Regions from separate parts of the Homo sapiens genome. Here region 1 is linked to region 2. The links are chromatin contacts, found by Hi-C in ENCODE. All regions are on one chromosome and are shown on one strand. Each heading gives the region's core, a stretch centred on a gene start or an enhancer-like site at or near the end of the contact. The rest is flanking DNA. Distances are from core to core; before and after follow the strand shown.

Evidence for each region. Hi-C counts contacts between places; a loop is a spot of excess contacts on that map. Pooled maps may share reads with other maps.
Region 1: a loop to region 2 is called in a map of PC-9, with 6 times the contacts of the local background. The contact joins the enhancer-like site here to the promoter of PON3 in region 2. A Hi-C loop is called at or near these places in 1 of 168 maps with a recorded cell type or tissue (PC-9), 1 of 37 single-sample maps with no recorded cell type and 7 of 50 pooled maps.

The regions. Positions count from the first base shown.
Region 1 is chr7:95,687,829-95,692,522 of GRCh38, reverse strand. The region is part of intron 2 of LOC105375409 (a long non-coding RNA gene); the gene reads right to left. Among named protein-coding and RNA genes, the nearest start is that of DYNC1I1, 82 kb to the left of the region's middle. Within about 2 kb of position 3,427, at least 2 of the 41 ENCODE cell types and tissues checked have a DNase peak (open chromatin) inside an H3K27ac peak, as active enhancers do.
Region 2 is chr7:95,393,170-95,398,007 of GRCh38, reverse strand. PON3 (paraoxonase 3) reads left to right here and starts at 1,633. Exons shown (of 9, transcript NM_000940.3): 1 at 1,633-1,731; 2 at 3,294-3,364. The coding sequence starts at 1,658. It overlaps LOC107986822 (a long non-coding RNA gene), which reads right to left and starts at 1,536. Exons shown (of 2, transcript XR_007060439.1): 1 at 980-1,536.

The DNA of each region.
Region 1 (4,694 bases), core at 2,178-4,677, 290 kb before region 2:
TCCCAAACCAATGATAACCTGAGTAATTATAATATTGCTGCATACTACAGAGTACACTAGAGGATACTGTGTGCTGCATTCAGTAGAGGTCAGCCTCCTGGACCAAATGCATGGCAGAAAAAGACCAAACACATGGCAGAAAAGAATGGAAATGAGGCAGGGAGGCCAAGGGAGAATAACCGGCCTACTGGTCTTTCTCTTGTGCAAGGATGTATGCACAATAAATTCATAGAAGTGGACTTTTTGGATGAAAGGGTAGATGCATTTGTAATTTTTATAGAATTTTCAAACTTCCCCCCGTAAGGGTTCTATTATAGCAGGTTATACTTCCTCCAATCCTGTGTGTGACTGCCTTCTGCCCCACAGCTTGTCCACCGTGTGTTACCAAATGTTCTGGACTTTTATCAATATGAGAAGTGAAAAATGTTATCTGTGTAGTTTCAGCTTGCATTTCTTTTTTCTATGATGGGGTATGACAGCTTTCATATAAATCCAGTTACAAGTGGTAGAAAATGCAGCTCAATTGGTTTAAGAATAGAAATAAATATTCAGATAAAATAAAGTCAGTAGGTGCATTTGGAGACATGCCTCAATCCAAGAACCCAAAGATCTCATCAAACCTGGCTCTGCTCCAATCTCTGTCTCTGTTTCTCTCTCTCTGTCTTTCTCCCCACCTTCCCCACCTCCAGGCAGTACCAGGCTTTCATTCTCATAGCTTCAACTTGGGCAGAAAGTCCTAGGCCTGACTCTAACTGACTTCAATTTTCTCATGTACCTATCCCTGAACCATCACTATAAAGTGGGGAGGGACAGCTCTGTTTGTCCAGGCCTGAGTCACAGGAACAGCACATCCTTCTACCTGTACGTACATGTTCAGAAGTGCCCGTGTCAATACAGTGCAGCTACGCTACTCACAGTAAAAACTGTGCTCATCCACATCTCAGAGGGAGGTGAGGTGAACAACTCCAAACTCGTAAGTAAACTTGTTGTCACTCTAAGTCCAGAATCTTTGGGTGATGAATATTTTTCTTGGTCCTAATGTGGCTTCTCATAGTCCAGCAAACTATGATTAAATGAAAACCGTAATTCACATTACACACTTAACAGGGAGAGATGATCACAATTGAAGTAAAGGCTTTCATTTGGCTTTCCAGAGTTGAGGTGAGCTATTTTGTCATATGACTTTAGCCACCCTGGAAGTTTCTCTCCTGTCCTTTATCCTCCATGGCCCATTTAAAGTGAGGACTTTCAGAAGGATGCCCCTTCCATGGACTGCATCTGTTCAACATCTCATTTCCTGAGTGAGTGGGTTTAGGGGCCTGGAATTGCCTCAGGGATTGAGCAATTGAAGGCTACTGTTTGTCAGGTTAGGGTTTCTCTGGCTAAGAAACTCCCTTCAAAAGTTAAGAGACAACAGTCCTTTAAGGTGAGTTTTATTGCCCTCATTTTATAGGTGTAGCCTCTAAGCTCAGTCATGTTATGTGGTTTTTGCCTAAATCCACAAAGCTGGGGAGTGACAAAGCCAATATATGTTACCAGAGTCTACTTTTACCTCTCTATTCCACACTGATTCTCTGTGTGTGCCTTATATAAAAATAGTTTTGTTTGCAATGTCTCCATTATTTTTAGTAAAACTTTTACATCTAGCAACTCTAAGGGGAAAATTCATGCTCAATACCTGCCCTCTCCATGCTCCGCTGATTTCCTCTGCTAGTAAGAAAACAATTAAAAAACAACAACAACAAAAAAAAAAAAACAGGAAAAATTCTCACTTTGTCCTGCAGGTGCCACCCTCATCACAGAACATCTATTTCCAGCTTTATAGCACAGATCTCTCAGGGCTGCAATAGACCAGATATTCATAGAAAATGGAAGAAGCTGGTTCATTCAACTTATGCATTTCACTGCCTGGATCAGTAAGATTGGTGTATTTTTTTTTTTTTCACTGCCTGTTGTTTCACTGACTCTTCCGCCCCACAAAAAAAGCACCAAGAAACAAGCTGAAACATTTCCGTTTGTCCTGTAGGTGCCACTGTAACCCTGGGATATTTCTTTACAGATCTGCAACTGGTTCTCTCAAGGCTGGAAAGGATTAGAAATTCTAGAAGATGGAGTCTAGTCTACACACAATTCAAACTAAGGACCCCTCACACCCCGCCCCTGGGTTTAGAGTTCCATAGCTCCAACACAGAAGTGAAATCGTTTCCCCTGGAATCTTTTCACTGCCTGTTTTTTAACTGTTCTTTAGCTTGTAGGTCCTAATGAGAAAATTTAAAAATTTATATTCATTTAGTTTTTGAATAAGTAATGTTTTCATATGGCTCAAAAACAAATTAAAATGATAAAAAGAATATGCTAAAAAATTTCCCTTTTACCTATTACATATCAAAGGTTAGCAAAGTTATTAGTTTCTTTTATACTTCCAGAGACCATTTTATGCACATACAAGCAAATACTTTAAAAGCAACTTTTTATTTTGCATGATAATGTACTATAACACCTTTTTTTCTGTGTCTTAATTATTCCATATAATACTATATCTTGGAAATCCTGTATATCAGTACATAAAAATTCCTCTTTGCCCCCACCTCTCTAGCTTTGAAGTATTCCCAGTTTATGGATACACCAAAATTTATTTACCCAGTTCTCTATTGATGAACATGTAAGTTGATTGTTTTGCCATTTAAAATAATACTGAAATGAGAAGTTTTGTATAGGGTCCATTTTGCATGTGTGTCAATATACCTAAATATATCTGAGAATTCCTGCTGAATTTCTCTGCCAGTCAGAAAAAAATAATGAAAAAACAGAAAAATTCTCACTTTGTCGTGCATCTGAGGATACATGTATTTGTCATGTTTACGGGCATTTTCAAATTGCCCTTCACAGGGCTTGTACCAGCTTGTGCTCCTGGCAGCCATGTAAAAATTGTCTATTTCCCAAAAGCTTGGCCAACACAGTATGTTTTGAATTTTTGCCAATCAATCTGAGAGTTAAAAAAAAAAGTTGTATCAATTATTTTCTTATTATTATGAGTTTGAGCATCTTTTGGTTTAAGAGCCATTTGATTTAGAACTGTTTTGATTGCAAGCAATAGAAAGCCGCAGTCTACCTGGCTCAAGCAAGATGTTTATTTTCTCATCACTGAAAAGCCTAGATGGAGAATGTCCAATGGGCCTTACTCCAAAGGCTTAAATGTCACCCCCGACTGTGATTTCTCTTTCGCACTCTCGCTCTCATTCTCTCAATCTCACTCTCACTCTCACTCTCACTCCAGCTCCCTCTGTCTTGGCCCTGTCCTTAGACAGGCTCCTTTCCCCTTCATTCTCGCAGCTCCAATCTCAGCAGAGAGATCTTGCTTGCCCTGAGTCTCTCTGACCTGAATTGAACAGGATGCAGTGTTCTGACTGGCCAGGCCTGAGTCATACAACCACTTCTGGAGCCGGGGATAGAGCCAAAATCACTCAAACTAGGTGAATTGAGAGATGTGAGAGGCATGGATTCCAGGTGTCCAACAGAAGATCAAAGTGACATTAAATGTAGAAAGACAACTAAGCGCTGGCTTGGCTAACAACAGAGGTTTTAGCTGTAATTCACACCTTCAACAACACACTGTCCCTTCTACTCTCACATATCCCTTCAAAAACGCCAGTGCCTACCTAATGAAGCCATAATTAGATACCATGGAAAGTGCACTTTCCTCTTCTCAGAGGGAGACCACACAAAGACTTATCTAGTTATAGCTCCAAGTCCAGGATTTCTGGGTGATTCTTCTTAGTCAGGCCCTGGTGTGGTGGTTCCTTCTGGCTCAGCAAACTATGGCTCCAATATAACCACAAATGCAATACATGAAGGGACAGAGAAAGAATAGGATAATTATCAAAAAAATCATCCATTTGATAAGGAAGAGAATGGGAAGCAGCAAAAAGTGTAGCAATTCCTGGTGCGTAGCAATTCCCATGATGTGTAGGACTGGAAACACAAAGTATCCTGACCTGGAGGTGATGTGAGCTCCTTAGCCAATCTGGCTGCCCTGATGAGTTCTCCACAAGGATCTCCTTGTCCCTTATCTTCCGTGGCCCTGACGAACTCTGGGTGATGTAGCCCACAGGTTTGGAGGCCTCCTCTGTGGACTACATCTCTTTAGCAGCTCACTTCCTGCTGGGATAGGTTTGGGGCATTTAGGATTGTCTTAAGGGTTGAGTACTCACAGGCCTTTGTTTGCCAGGTTTGGAGTTTCTCTGGTAAAATAAGTCTCTTAAAACACTGAGGCATTAACCTGTAATATAGACAGCATATTTCACATATTTCAAGTAGACACTATAACTCAGAAATGTTAAGTTCCTTTACCTAAAGCCATACAACAGGGGTATAACAAAGAGCAGGTGACAAAGCCACGATGTTTGTAATCACGGGTGTTTAGCTCTAAGGTCTAAGCTTCTAATATACTGGTATAAAAATTATGTTTGCAGTAACTAGCAACTGTAACGTCACCTCCTTATCTCTGTCCTCCTAAACTTTGACTCCCCCTGCTCCACAAAAAAAGCACCAAGAAACAAGCTGAAACATTTCCGTTTGTCCTGTAGGTGCCACTGTAACCCTGGGATATTTCTTGATCAGCTCTGCAACTGGTTCCCTCAAGGCTGGAAAGGATTAGAAATTCTAGAAGATGGAGTCTAGTCTACACACAATTC
Region 2 (4,838 bases), core at 384-2,883:
TCAATGCGATGGAGTCCTTCCCACAGGAGCCTACAATCTCAAGCAAAGTTCAGAATTAATTAGTGGTTAATCTTTACTGACTTCATAAAACGTATCAAGCACAGTGCAGAGCACTTGACACTCATTATCACATTTAATTTTAAGCTACCTATGAGGTGGACGTTCTTTTACAGAAGAGGAATCTGTAGCTCAATAAAGCTGAGTACTTTATCTAGGCTGGATCCAAACCCAGGCAGCCTGACTCCCAAACCCTGCATGCATGTCTACATCACACCCCAGGCCCCTCAGCTCTGTGAGCCCTCCTGACTTCGATTCCTCCTCTGCTTGCACTCTTTTAACATTAGTCATCTTAACAAGAACTCTAATCTATACAATTCAAGACGTTACACTGTCCTTTTAATACAACCCTTCTTCCATAGATTTTCTAGAGGCAGCATGGTAGAGGCAGCTCAGTTAAGGGCCCAGATTTTGGAGTCTGCTGCTTGACAGCTGCCTGACCTACAGCAAGCCACATAAGCAATCTGTGCTGCAGGTCTCACCTGTAAAATTGGGGTAAGGCTACCCACACTCCAGAGATTGTGTTGATAATTAAATGCGTTAACATAGGTGTCAGCACAGGCAAAGCACACAGTCAGTACTGCATAAGCGGTGGGCTTCATTATTCATCCTGTAATTACGTATTCATACTAGAATCATGTATCCCATAGGTCAGGGACCACCTTTTCTTTCCTTAATACCCCCAGGATTGGCAAATCTTGCTCTCTCAACAAATAGTTTACTCGGTGGAACCTAACAGAACTAATATTTCTTTCTGTCCGTAAATAAAAATAGATCATGCTTGAATGTGCTACTTTGCCCGAACTCCCCAAGTCTTCCCGCATCTTCAGTTCCTCCCCCTCCAACCTGGTGTTCATCAGGAGAGGGGAAAGAGCATTTCTTGCCTGGCAGGAACTCAAGACCTAGAAGAAAGAGGGCCTACCCTGCCAAGGAAATGACCTTCCCCTTCCTCGCCTCTGCTCCTCTTCCCGTTTCCTGTCTTTTCCTTCTTTTCTCCTGGTGTTTCCTTCTCCCGTTAACTATGGGGACAGACGCAGCTATTCACAAGTCCGTCTGGGCAGCACACTCCGAGGTAAGGCACGAAGGTCAGGAGACAGGTTCCCGTGCCCCAAATCCTGGAGAAGATGAGTTAAAGCTCTTCGCTTCGATTGCCTTCGCCCTTCCCGCGTCTCGGGAGCAATTCAGTGTCGCCTCACGTCTGGCCTTGCAGAAGTCCGGAGTTCCGGCTCTGAACTGGAGCTCCCCGCCATTCCCGGGCCCTCCGGTTTCTCCCTCAGGCCATCTGAGGAATTGAGGTAGGATTTCGCGGGTGTTAGGAGCAAACTCCCACCACAACTCGGTCCCGGGCTCCCTCTCCGTTGAGCCTTGACCTCTGCCCAAAAAACAAGGAATCGTGGGCGTGAAGGCGGCCTTGAACCCGGGCGGCGGGGCTCGGCGGGACTCGTCAGCGCCCTGCTGCGGCACCCGGGCCGCTCAGGTAAGTAGGAGGCGTGTGCGGGCGGGGCCGAGCGGGCCCCAATCCGTACGCGAGGCAGGAACCGCCCGCCGCGCCCCCGAGAGCTCTCGGCGCCGCGCAGTCGCCGCTGGGCACCCCGAGACCATGGGGAAGCTCGTGGCGCTGGTCCTGCTGGGGGTCGGCCTGTCCTTAGTCGGGGAGATGTTCCTGGCGTTTAGGTGAGTGGCATCTTGACAGGGCGTCTTCGACTCTCTTTCTCTCCTCTTCCAAGTGAGGTCAGGGGCTGCCTGGCGCCCCCTTCCTAGCGGGTAGGAAAGAGCAGCTTTGGAACCTCACTCCTCCATCTCACCCAGCAAACCGCCCCTTGAGACTCGCTTATGGGGAAAGTGAGCTACTTGCGTTTCCAAAGACTGCCGAGCCGAATTAGTCCCATTTATTTTTTGAAGGTTATGATCCCCCACTTTGCTTTCTGAAGGTCATGACCCCCTTTTACTTTCTGAACGTGATGACCCCTTTCCCAGCTCGCCCTCAACATTCTGCTTGGGAAAAAAGGACGTCCATTGGAAACGCCGGACTTGGGAGAGAGGATCAGGCTACCAGTTGGATGTTTACGGCTGACTGAGACATTGCCCAGGTCTGGCTAACCATGCAGAAGTACTGGGTTATGGAACCTATCCTAGATTTAAAGAGCTGGCCAGACAGCAGGGCAAACCAGCTGAAACCTGCAGGCGGTAACTGGCATTTTGTAGGCATTTGACCTTTTGAAGTGGAAGATACAATGGTGATAGCCAGCCTAGAAATGTCTCAGGAAAAGTCAATACTGGGCTAGAAAGAAGAACCTTTAAGTGATAATACACATTCATGAGTGGATCGAAAGCCTCTGCTTGCTTTCAGTTGTCTTTGAGTGTTTATGTATTTCTCTTAGTTGAAGCTGGTCTTCTTAGAGGATCACGTCTAGAATCTGTTGAGGTGCCTGGTGCCTATTAGTAATACTTCCAGTTTGAGAGTTTTATTGTTACATTTGCTCCCAGTGCAACCACATGGAGAATCATAAAATAATAGTAATAATAATAAAGTAGATCTAAGGGTATTTTTTTAAATAAATGACTGTAAGATAAGTATTGAGTCTTTCTGAATATACTTTAATAAAAATTTTAAATTATCCCTGATATTAGAAGAATGTGGAAACATTCCTTTTCACTCTGGAAACAAGAAAATTGTGTTGAAAAATAAATCGGCCAATTGTTTAAATTGTGGTTGGTTTAATGAATTTACATACTTGCGGAGTAAGTCAGCATAAAATTTAAAAATTAAAGCAAAAGTGATAGAGTTTGACTATTAGGAGACCCTGTTGAATTTTGGGAAAGCAGTTTGGAAGGAAAAGTTCAAAGGGCAAGACTGTAGGGGATTAAGTGCAGATTTATAACAGACGATACTTTAGAAAATTAGGGCTATTTCGTGCATTTAAATTAATAATATTGTTCAATTACTCATACTATTAAATAGTGTCTTTTATTTGGGCAGCAGAATTTTCCATGTTGAATCATATTATACAGTTTTTCAGCAATAACTGGGTAAGGTTAGCTGATATAGGTAAAATACCCACATAATGTCTACATTATGTAAATAAACATGAAAGGAAGTACCTACTTACTTGTTATGTCATTCATAAATTATGATAAAGATAGTTAACCAACACGAAGATGATTGAAGTCCACATTTAAACATACATTTTGAATGCTGTGCCTTGACTTCCAGGGTTGGGTTTTATCTTCTACAGAGAAAGGGTGAATGCCTCTCGAGAAGTGGAGCCAGTAGAACCTGAAAACTGCCACCTTATTGAGGAACTTGGTATGTATGTGACAGTACCAAGAGGAGCCAGCACAGCTTCTTGGTCGTCATCCACCTGACTGAGCCCTACCAGCTCATTTAATTACCTGTCACTACTTAAGCCCTCCCAGTGGGACATCTGCCCCGTCCACTCTGCCCCATGCAAGGTCTTCAGGGGTGTACTAAATGACATTCTTTGTGGGTTTTTCTCAGCACATTTCCTTACTGACATCTCTCCACATTACCTAAAGAATGTCATTGACCACTCCCTGGTTTTCCCCTCACTGAATGCTTCTCCTTTCCCATCTGTGGTATTTCACTCTCCTCCTTGTCCTCTGTTACCTTTCCTTTTTTTGCTTCTTTCTTCTTTCCTTCCTCCCTCCCTTTCCTTATTGTCATTCCTGGCTTCAAGTGTTATTTTTTTTCAAATAATATGACTCAGCCCCTCCCCTCAAGAACCTCACAGCAGGCTGGGCGCAGTGGCTCACACCTGTAATCCCAGCACTTGGGAGGCCGAGGGGGGCGGATCATGAGGTCAGGAGATCGAGACCATCCTGGCCAACATGGTGAAACCCCATCTCTACTAAAAATATAACAATTAGCCGGGCATGTTGGCGGCGTGTGCCTGTAATCCCAGCTACTCGGAAGGCTGAGGCAGGAGAATCACTTGAACCAGGGAGTCATCGGAGGTTGCAGTGAGCTGAGATCGCGCCACTGTACTCCAGCCTGGCGACAGAGCGAGACTTTGTCTTAAAAAAAATAATAAACGAAGGAACCTCACAGCCTACCTACCTTCTTTTAAAAAAATTCATAAAAAATCCATGGCCCAGTCCCTAACCTTTCAAACTGCAGCCCTTCTTTTTTAGTCAGTTAAAGGGCAGCTCCAGCTCAAACTCTCCCTAAGCTGAAATCTATTTTACATTTCTGTCGTTTTCTCCCTCATCCTCCCACCCACAACCAGCTCTGCTTCTAGACTTTTCCTATGTATGGTACCCCCATTCTCAAAAGATTCAGTTCAAAATCCAGGAACCATTGTTCCCCGCTTGTCCCTCATGCTTCTACGTGAGACATGGGCTAATCTCACCTACTAGTTAATGCCACACCTGCTTATTTGGGCTCCACAGCTCCAATTCTTCCTGACATTGCTAACAGAAAAATAAAATAAAATCAGGCTAGATTGTGTTCCCTGTTCTGGGAATATGTTCTTTCACCTTCTCACCTTTGCTTATGAAATTCCCTCCAAACTTACTGATTCCTCTGTCTCTGCTTACTAAAATCAGCTGCAAAATTCATCTCCTTCCTCTGAACTCTCACAGCACTCTGAAGCTCCGATTCACTTATGACACCTGCCACATGCCTTGTATTATAGCTAGCAGTGTTCTCTCTTTCACTATCAGATTGTAAACTCCCTAGGGCCAAGAACTGTGACTTATTTATTAGAATGTGATGAGATAGCTTATTTTGGGATATGATTTTCTATTTTATTGCTATATTT